Linked DNA regions of Homo sapiens: region 2 is linked to region 1. The links are chromatin loops, found by intact Hi-C in ENCODE. Cell type or tissue: OCI-LY7. All regions are shown on one strand. Each heading gives the region's core, and the rest is flanking DNA. Links, peaks and the distances in the headings are about the cores only. Region 1 overlaps RBM20 (RNA binding motif protein 20). Region 2 overlaps RBM20 (RNA binding motif protein 20).

The links. Hi-C counts contacts between places; a loop is a spot of excess contacts. Peaks named below come from ENCODE experiments on the same cell type or tissue, not always from the same donor. Only the 100,000 strongest peaks of a DNase experiment are listed, where the experiment ranks them.
Region 2: a loop joins it to region 1, with 3 times the contacts of the local background. A loop is called at or near these places in 8 of 110 quality-filtered maps.

Annotation. Positions count from the first base shown.
Region 1 is chr10:110,670,651-110,675,045 of GRCh38, reverse strand. All of the region lies in intron 1 of RBM20 (RNA binding motif protein 20), which reads right to left. Among named protein-coding and RNA genes, the nearest start is that of RBM20, 29 kb to the right of the region's middle. RefSeq lists an enhancer at 2,251-2,540. In OCI-LY7, for the core only: CTCF peaks have their summits at 2,568 and 2,771 (motif pointing right); DNase peaks (open chromatin) are centred at 2,535 and 2,795; H3K4me3 peaks cover 1,311 bases; H3K27ac peaks cover 1,154 bases.
Region 2 is chr10:110,722,352-110,726,746 of GRCh38, reverse strand. The region is part of intron 1 of RBM20 (RNA binding motif protein 20); the gene reads right to left. Among named protein-coding and RNA genes, the nearest start is that of RBM20, 80 kb to the right of the region's middle. In OCI-LY7, for the core only: a CTCF peak has its summit at 287; DNase peaks (open chromatin) are centred at 316, 2,286 and 3,026; H3K4me3 peaks cover 3,082 bases; H3K27ac peaks cover 3,906 bases.

The sequences.
Region 1 (4,395 bases), core at 278-4,277:
TCATCAGCAATCAGCAATGTACCATGGATACAGAATTGCATCCTGCCTTGGAACGTGTATTAGATATTTTGACTTTGTTTGCCTTATCCCCACAACTTGGTTGCAAGCTCCTTGAGGACAGTATATGATATATTTCTATGTCCTCCATAGGCAATAATACAGAGCTAGTGTGTGCACACACACAGACACACAATCACATCAAATAGGCATATCCTCCGGTGGGAGAATTCTGAAGTTATTGATTTAAATTATTTTAAATGTCAAGAGTGCAGAATGAAATCAAGAAAGAATCTAAAAAATATAGTACATCGACAGCCTCAAAAACACCAGACCTTGTATGTGATCTTGAAGACTTAAGCAGTGATCAATCTTAACGCCTGCACTTATTACCAGCTTGTTAATATGCAGGTTTCCTGATGCAATTCAAATTATTTGGATTAAACAGATTCAACACCATTAATCCAGTGAGCTTCAAAGTGATCTACAAGACTTGGGAGACATTATTGAGCTTGCGTGGTCACGACAAAAATGTGCAGCTACAGGTTATGTAATTCAAGTCTGCTCATCGTCTGGAAATGGGCTTGGAATTGGGAATGATTCTCAGAGGATGCTCAGAATGTGTTTAAACTTCAGGACACTGGAATCCTGCTCTAACCTGAAAGTAGTGGGGCAAAAACAGCAGTCTTGGTTTTAAGAGTTCCCTGTTGTAAGCAATTCCCCATGAACAGGAGAGCCAGGTGCAGAATATGTGAACTGATACGGGTACAGGTTTTCTAATGGATTTTACAGAACATAAGAATTGACTATAACTCAAAAATGACTTCCATCCTACACAGATATTAAAGCCCAGCCCTTCCTTCCAATATGTTTGCAGACTGAGTAGCCATAAATGAGTTTTATATTACTTCCCACCCACCTGACACACAAATGAACTAAAATGCACCCTTAAAGAGATATCGTCTCTCTTCAGGCAGCAAGTTTGGCAAGAAATTGCAATATAAAAATGCAGGAAGGAGGATTAGAATATCCTCAAGTCTGGCCTTGCCTCAGGAAGATACACCCTCAGACTGCCAAAGGAAAGCTTCTCTGCTGGTAGATTCATTCTCCCCAAAATGTTTAGGAAGCCAACCCTAAAAAGCTATGCCACCCACAGTAAAGGATATTCCATTTTTATGTGACTCAAGCTCATAACAATTTCTGATGGCTCTCTGAACTTAGCAATCCAACACAACCTCTAGTACCACTTCAATCCCTGAAACACAAGTAAACCTCATTCCTCCAGTTTCAATATAGGCCACTGTCCTCAGAATGTGGGGAGTTGGAAACAAGCAGATTGCAGAATATACATCTAGGTTTCAGATCACACAGACTTCAGCAGCCAGTACCTTCTAAGCTCTCCTCGCCTGTGGCCTTAGTGACATTATCTTAAGAGTATTCTCATAATTCCTGGTGCTGGTGAGGCTGGCCGGAAATAAACACTTAAGCACAGCTAGCAGGAGTAAACATTTATACAAATTTTTTGAAAAGCCATTTGGATGCTGGGCATGGTGGCTCACGCCTGTGATCCCAGCACTTTGGGAGGCCGAGCTGGGTGGATCACGAGGTCAGGAGTTTGAGACCAGCCTGGCCAACATAGTGAAACCCTGTCTCTACTAAAAATAAAAAAATTAGCCAGGCATGGTGGTGTGTGCCTGTAATCCCAGCTACTTGGGAAGCTGAGGCAGGAGAATTGCTCGAACCCAAGAAGCAGAGGTTGCTGTGAGCTGAGATTGCACCATGGTACTCCAGCCTGGGCAACAGAACAAGACTCCGTCTCAGAAAAAAGGAAAAAAAAAGAAAAAAGAAAAAAGAAAGAAAAGCCATTCAGGAATATGTATCAAGAACCTTAAAAACATTCTCACTCTGCCCTATGATAATGAGACTATAACCTAATACGGAAACAAGTTTTAGCCAGAAAGATGTTTACTGCAGAATTTTTTAATGAAAATAAAAAAACACCTAAATATTCAAAAGTAGAGTGGCTGTATATGGCATGACAGAATATTATGCAGCCAGTATGTATGTTTGTAAAATAATAATAAGAGAAAAAATGCAAAGTTCAAAGTTGAGCTTCATAGTACAATTAAAAACTAGAAAAAATAAATCTAACGTATGTATAGACAAAAAAGCAAAGGAACTATTCCAAATATCAGTTGATTTTAGATAGTGGACCCATGACGAGTTTTTCCTCCCTGCTTTCTACTGCTCTATACTAAGTATGTGTCAAGCTTTATTTGAAAAACTCAAGTACAAGTCCACGGTACAACCTAGCACTCTGGGGGCACTGGCACTCCAAAAGAAAGTTGCCTTCCCACTCCAGGAGAAAAGACCATCTCACCGGGGACCGCTGTGCCCACCCCAGGTCTGAAACGTCCCCTATCCGCGGACGGAAGCATCTTCAGGGGTCGCTGGAGAACCGTGGGGGCGCGAGCGCGCAGCTTCCGCGAACACCCGGGAAGACCGCCTGCGGCGCACCGCCCCGGGGGCTTTGGCTGACGATCACGGAAGCTCCGCCGGGCGAGGGAGGACGGCAGCAGCCCGGAGAGAAGGTCTCTGCAGAGCGGGGACGCAGGGTCCCGGGTGACACTCGGCGAGGGGAGCCTCCCCTTTGACTGTCTCGCTGAGACCTCTCAGGCTTCTAGTTTTCAAACACGAGGGTTGAATTATTCGGAGAGCTCAGCAGAAAGCGGATTAAGAAGGGGAAAGCCGAGGGAGCCATAAACTGACAAGTGCTGCGACCTCTCCGGCCACCAGGGGCCGAAGTCTCACCACTGCCCCCACCCGCGGCGCCAGGCATCGCCTCCCTCGTGGCAGAACCCTGTCCAAGTGCGCGGAGAAACGCAAAGCGCGGCAGGGACGGCTCCCTGAAGCCCACCGGGTAAAAGCAATGCCAGACATCAAAACCAGGAGCCTCCGAGAGCCGTCATCGGACAAGATAGGAAGAAGAGTCCCTAATAGGGCCCTAAAATACCCCCTAAGTTTGTCCCTCTGGGGTGAATTTGAAGTCTTCAGAGCTAAGTGGCTGATTATGAGCCTCAGCACCTCGGGTCCCAGGTGATATTTTGGTGATGAGACTCCACCCTAAAGGGATAGCAACTCTGTAAAAGCTGAAAAAGAATTCCTACATAATATCAATAATCACACCAGAATGGATCTCTTCTGTAAATTAACATTTTAAAAGATATCTTTACCAATAAAGAGATTTAAAGGGAGTGTTTCTTGTAAATACGGTTAATAAGCATGTCGATATATATACATATATATATATATCTTAAACAGTGTCATTTTACTTCTATTAAATTAGTTTTTTAAAAAAAATCTTGAGCTGGAGAGGTGTTTGTTTCACGAGCGCACAATGCATAATACTTTGGTAGACACTGTTCTGAGCAATATACAAATACTCATTCCCAATAATAGACCTATGAGGTGGGTACTGTGTCACTCCCACTTTAAAGAGGCAGTAACTGAGGCACAGGTAGGTTAAATACTTTGCAGAAGTTCACACAGCTGGTAAATGCCAAGTGTCAAGCTGGAATTCAAAGCTGGGCAGAGTGGTTCCGCTTAGTTATTGTGAGACCAATATCCTCCTATGTTACTGCTAACTTTTTAAACAGGTACAACTTTATTGTAAAGCAATGTGGCTAATATATCAAAAGCAATAAAAATATTCATACGCTTAGAAATAATAATCCCATTCTGAGAAAATATTCCAAAATGACATGCATGAAGAAAGCCATTACTATAGTATTGATAAGACAGAAAAACTAGAACCATCATTGTCCATCAGTAGGTGAATAATAACTTTGGGTAAGTCAGCTCAGTGAGGAGGTATGTGTACATGCCCACGTGGTTCTCCAGCGATCCCTGAAGATGATCCACTGGAGGCTTCTGTTTCCTGATTGGAGACGTTTCTAGGCCTGGGGGCTTCGAGGCAGCCACAGGAGAGATGGTCTTTTCTCCTGGCATGGGAAAGTGACTTTCTTTGGCAGCGCCAATGCCATCATGAAAAATTAAATTATGAAGAGGATGCAACTGCAAGAAAAGTCTTTTTACATCATAATGTTAACAGGAAAATAGAATGTAAAACCATGTGTGATACTTTAAAATATATGCACATGACCAAAAATAAAAGGAAGGAACACAAAAGAGAAAAATAACAATCTGACAAAGAGATTACTGCTAATATTTTTTCTTTCAAGAATTTCCCTTTTTGTTGTTACAGTCGTGTTGTTATGCATAAAGTTTGGAGAAACTGAAGTACATCTCAAAGTATTTATGAGAATAAGCCATATTTCCTGCGTCAAGAGCATCCCAAAGGAAACCTGTAACAGGGATGGTTCTACGGTATTTAAATGT
Region 2 (4,395 bases), core at 223-4,222, 52 kb before region 1:
CTTTCAGTAAGTGCTGTAGGACTTTCTAACACCTGAATGTGGTCTTGGAGACCCTTGAACCTGCAACTGGCATCAGAAGTGGAAGTGGTTTTGAGGACCCCAAACTTTGTAGTTTTTCTACAATGTCATTTAATCCTCAAAAACCAAAGAAGCGGGTGTTAGTCCCACCTCACAGACAAAGACACTGAGTAGCTTAGAGGGCCATCACTTGATCATGATCCCATATCCAGTGGGTAGAGGAACTGGGGTTAATCACCAAGCTATGCACCAGTGAAACTCTCATTGGGTGCAGAGTAATACTGCCTCCATCTGCTACCCTGAGAGTGACAGGCAAGTGAATAGAGGGCCTCACTCATTGCTGATGCTTGGAACAGTAACCCATGCCATGAGAGGATAGGGGAGACCTTAGAAAGTGCTCTAGTACGGAGAAAATATGATGCTGTAGAGATGCTGGGTGGTATCATGACCTTACCATCTCCAACTCTGAGACAGGCCACCTAGGACAGAGACACCCACAGCAGCCCTGAAACCCAAACCTGAGCCCTTTCGTGGTCAGAGCCAAACCAGTCATCAGGAGCAGGAGGCTGGTCAGCAGTGATGCAATGCCTCCTGGGACAGAACATTCCACTGAGAGGGAGAGGCCGGCAGAGGGGCTGCGTCAGGGGAGCAAGGAGGCAGGTGCCCAGAGAGAGGGAGAGGTAAAGCAGGAGTGGGCAGATGGGGCAGTCAGCAGCACATCTGCCCCCAAGATGGGGATGGGGTCCATCTGCTCAGCACCACTGCCTGCCAGGATGGGGTCGGGGGAGGGGGGCAGGAAGGAGGCTGCACACGCAGCAGATTCCACCCCCAGCACAGAGGCCAAGCTGTGGCTGTCAATCCTGCCTCCCGTCTCAGAGAACTGGCGTGACCAATGCTCTCAGCTTCCTATACACACGCCACCCCAGCTATATGCCATACAATTGGTTTTACAAGAGCAACAGATTTAACGCTGCCTCCCCGCAATAGCTTTGTGAGCTCTGCAGCCCCTGAAATACACAACCAAGCAAGATGTCACACCTAAAATCCAGGTTGATGTGCTCTGTTTCTGTATTTTTTTAAAGCCTGCACCTCTGCAATTGTTTTCCATTTTATGTTATACATGTACACAAAACAGAAGACAAATCTGGCCAATCAGATTGTCTTGCTTTTGCTTTATCCTTAAAGTTCATCAATCTAAATAATACCTAGTTATAAGGGATATTTAGCAAATAATTGTTTAGGAGAAAGATTTTTAACATAGAAGTAACTGAGAAACATAGGATTCCTAATAATAGTAATGTGAATTTATCTGGGACTTTTAAAACATCCTTCAGGGAACAAGCACCGAAACAGGCGTTATTGACCTACAGGTCCCCCACAAGGGTCCATGGATGGGTTTCAGGATGTTCATAAAAACCATGAAATTGAAACTGTTTGCAAAGTCATATAAGCGCACGCTCCAGAGTAATTTTTCTGAGGTGAAAGTCCAAAGCTTTCATCAGCCTTTGAAAGGGATCTCTGATTCCAAAATGTTAGCACCACTAGTACACTCAACTCTGGCACATTCTTGGTCTCATTTACTCCCGAGTCATTCTTGTGAATTACACAGGGTGAGAATGATTAACCTGCTGTGTAGATGGGAAAGAGCTATGATCATCCAAGTTCATGGAGTGGTGTCACTTGCTTAATAGAGCTCAGTGACAGTGTTTATCACAGTCCACTTTGCAGTAACTTGGCAATCCACACGTTTCTCTACCCAAAACTTTAAACTCCTTGAGGACTGGGACTCCTCCTCGAAGACCTGACACATGGTAGGCATGCAGTCAGAGCCCAAGCAGTCAAGTTCCTGAGGGGGATGCAGGCAGACCAGGATCAAGGTTTCCAGGCACTGCCTCAAGAAACCTGGTACACTTACAGTAGGTGCCGGATAAAGCATCTCCTGTGATAATGGTGATCCTGCCTTCCTTGCCTACTGTTCTCATTCCCCAGATGATTCATCCCCAGATGAAGTGAAAACATCTGCTTTGGCTTCAGAGAAAGAATGTCCCCTCCCTGAGTCTTGTGCCAGACCTCCACCAGGGCAACGATATGGCCCAGCACGCCCATGGCTGCAGGGATATTACTGGGCCTGTCAAGGTGACTCTTTGTGGGGAGAAGCCAGGGAGTCAATGCTTCTCCCCACTCACAGTGCTAACGTGATTCAAGTCAATGGTTCCTGCTCTGTCTCCAGAAACAGAACTGAGAAAATCTTGACGAAGCACTCTCAGGAAATAGCAGGTAAGAGGTGAGGCCCCAGGAAACATCTTCAGACTTCCTCTCTCAACAAAGAAGTCACAATTTTGCTGAAAGGCTACTTCAGTTCTGCAGCTCCCAGCTTGGAGCAATTTCAACCTGAGCAGCCTGCAACCTGTTGGAGCAGATGTTTTACAGGTAGTCTGGTGTGGTGTATTCTGAAGCATCACTAGCTTGAAGGTCCAGCATCACAGCATCAGTTTTGTTTTGTTTGGTCATTTGTTTTACCACTGCCACAGAGACAAACGGGTTCTGCACACACACTGGCAGACGGGATTTGTTTGTCTCTTTTGATGGCTAAGTATTGACTTCAGAATACAAGCCCTGAAGTCAATAGACCTGACTTGGACCCTGGCTTGGTCTCTTACCCGGTAACTTTTGGCTAGTAATGTAACCTTTCTGAGCCTCAGTTTCTGCAGAGTTGTTTAGAATAGTAGAGTGTTTAGAATACAGTGTCTGTCATCTACTAACAAATGAATACTATTATTATTTAGACATGGAAGAAAAGATAAGCCTATAATTGAAGTAAAACTCAAGCCCAACACTTAAGGAATTTCATATGAACTGAAAATCACAATAATTCTGCCTTCCCTGTGCACTGCCACAGAGGAAGGGCCGTGCTCATCTGTACAACAGGGTTAAAAAACCTCAACAATAAAGACCCATAACCCAATTAAAAATAGGCAAAGGATTTGAATAGATGTGTCTCCAGAGAAGACATGCAAATGGCCATTAAGCACATGAGAAGATGTTCAACATTGTTAGTCACTAAGGAAATGCAAATCAAAACCACAATGAGTTTCCCCTTCATATCCACTAGAATGGCTGAAATCAAAAAGATGATAATAAGTGCTGCAAGAATGTGGAAAAATTGGAATCCTCATTCATTGTTAGTGGCATTGGTGTAAAATGGTGTAGCCACGTTGGAAAACAGTTTGGATGCTCCTCAAAATGTTACATCTGAAGTTACCATATGACCCAGCAATTCCACTCCTACATTATCCCATTTATATGAAATGTCCAGATGAGGCAAATCCACACAGACAGGAAATAGTTTAGTGGTTGCCAGAGGATGAGGGAAGGGGAAAGGGAAGGGATGGGGAGTGACTGCTAATGGGTACGCAGTTTCTTTTGGGGGTATAAAAATATTCTGGAATTAGTGGTGATGAATTACAGCTCTGTGAATATATAACCGTTTACTTGTATATTTTTAAATGGTGAATTTCATGATATGTGACTTACATCTCATCAAAGCTGTTATTAACAAAACAGTACCCACCTCCTACCTTATAGGGTTGCTGGGATGATTTTTTTTTTTTTTTTTTTAGATGGAGTCTCGCTCTGGCGCCCAGGCTGGAGTGCAGTGAGGTGATCTCGGCTCACTGCAACCTCTGCCTCCTGGGTTCAAGCAATTCTCCTGCCTCAGCCTCCCAAGTAGCTGGGATTACAGGTGCATGCCACAACGCCCGGCTAATTTATATATTTTTAGTAGAGACAGAGTTTTGCCTTTTTGGCCAGGCTAATCTCAAACTCCTGACCCCAAGTGATCTGCCTGCCTCAGCCTCTCAAAGTGCTGGGATTACAGGTTTAAGCCACCATGCTCAGCCCACTGGGAGAATCATATGAAGTCCCCAGTATATGTCCTAGCCCTAGAGCTCCTTTGTCAATGGTATCAGAGATGTAATTAGTATCATCACTCTATCCTCCAAGGTTACCTGGGGCACAAATAGAAGCATACAAACAAGCTGATAACAGTGACTAATTCTGGGGCAAGATCTGAGTTTGAGAGTGGTGGAAAAAAGAGACTTTAGCTTTATGTGTAATGTTTTAATATTTTAAAGGAGCATGCATTCATCTATTATTTGTGTAATTAAATTTTAATTTTCACTAGGGCAGTGAAACTACTCTGTAGGATATTATAATGGTAGATACATGTCATTACACATTTGTTCGAACCCACAGAATACACAACACCAAGGATGCTCCCCACTGTAAACTACGGACTCTGAGTGATCACAATGCTTCATGCAGGTTCATCAACTGTAATAACTGTACCACTCTGCTGGGGGATGCTGATAATGGGGG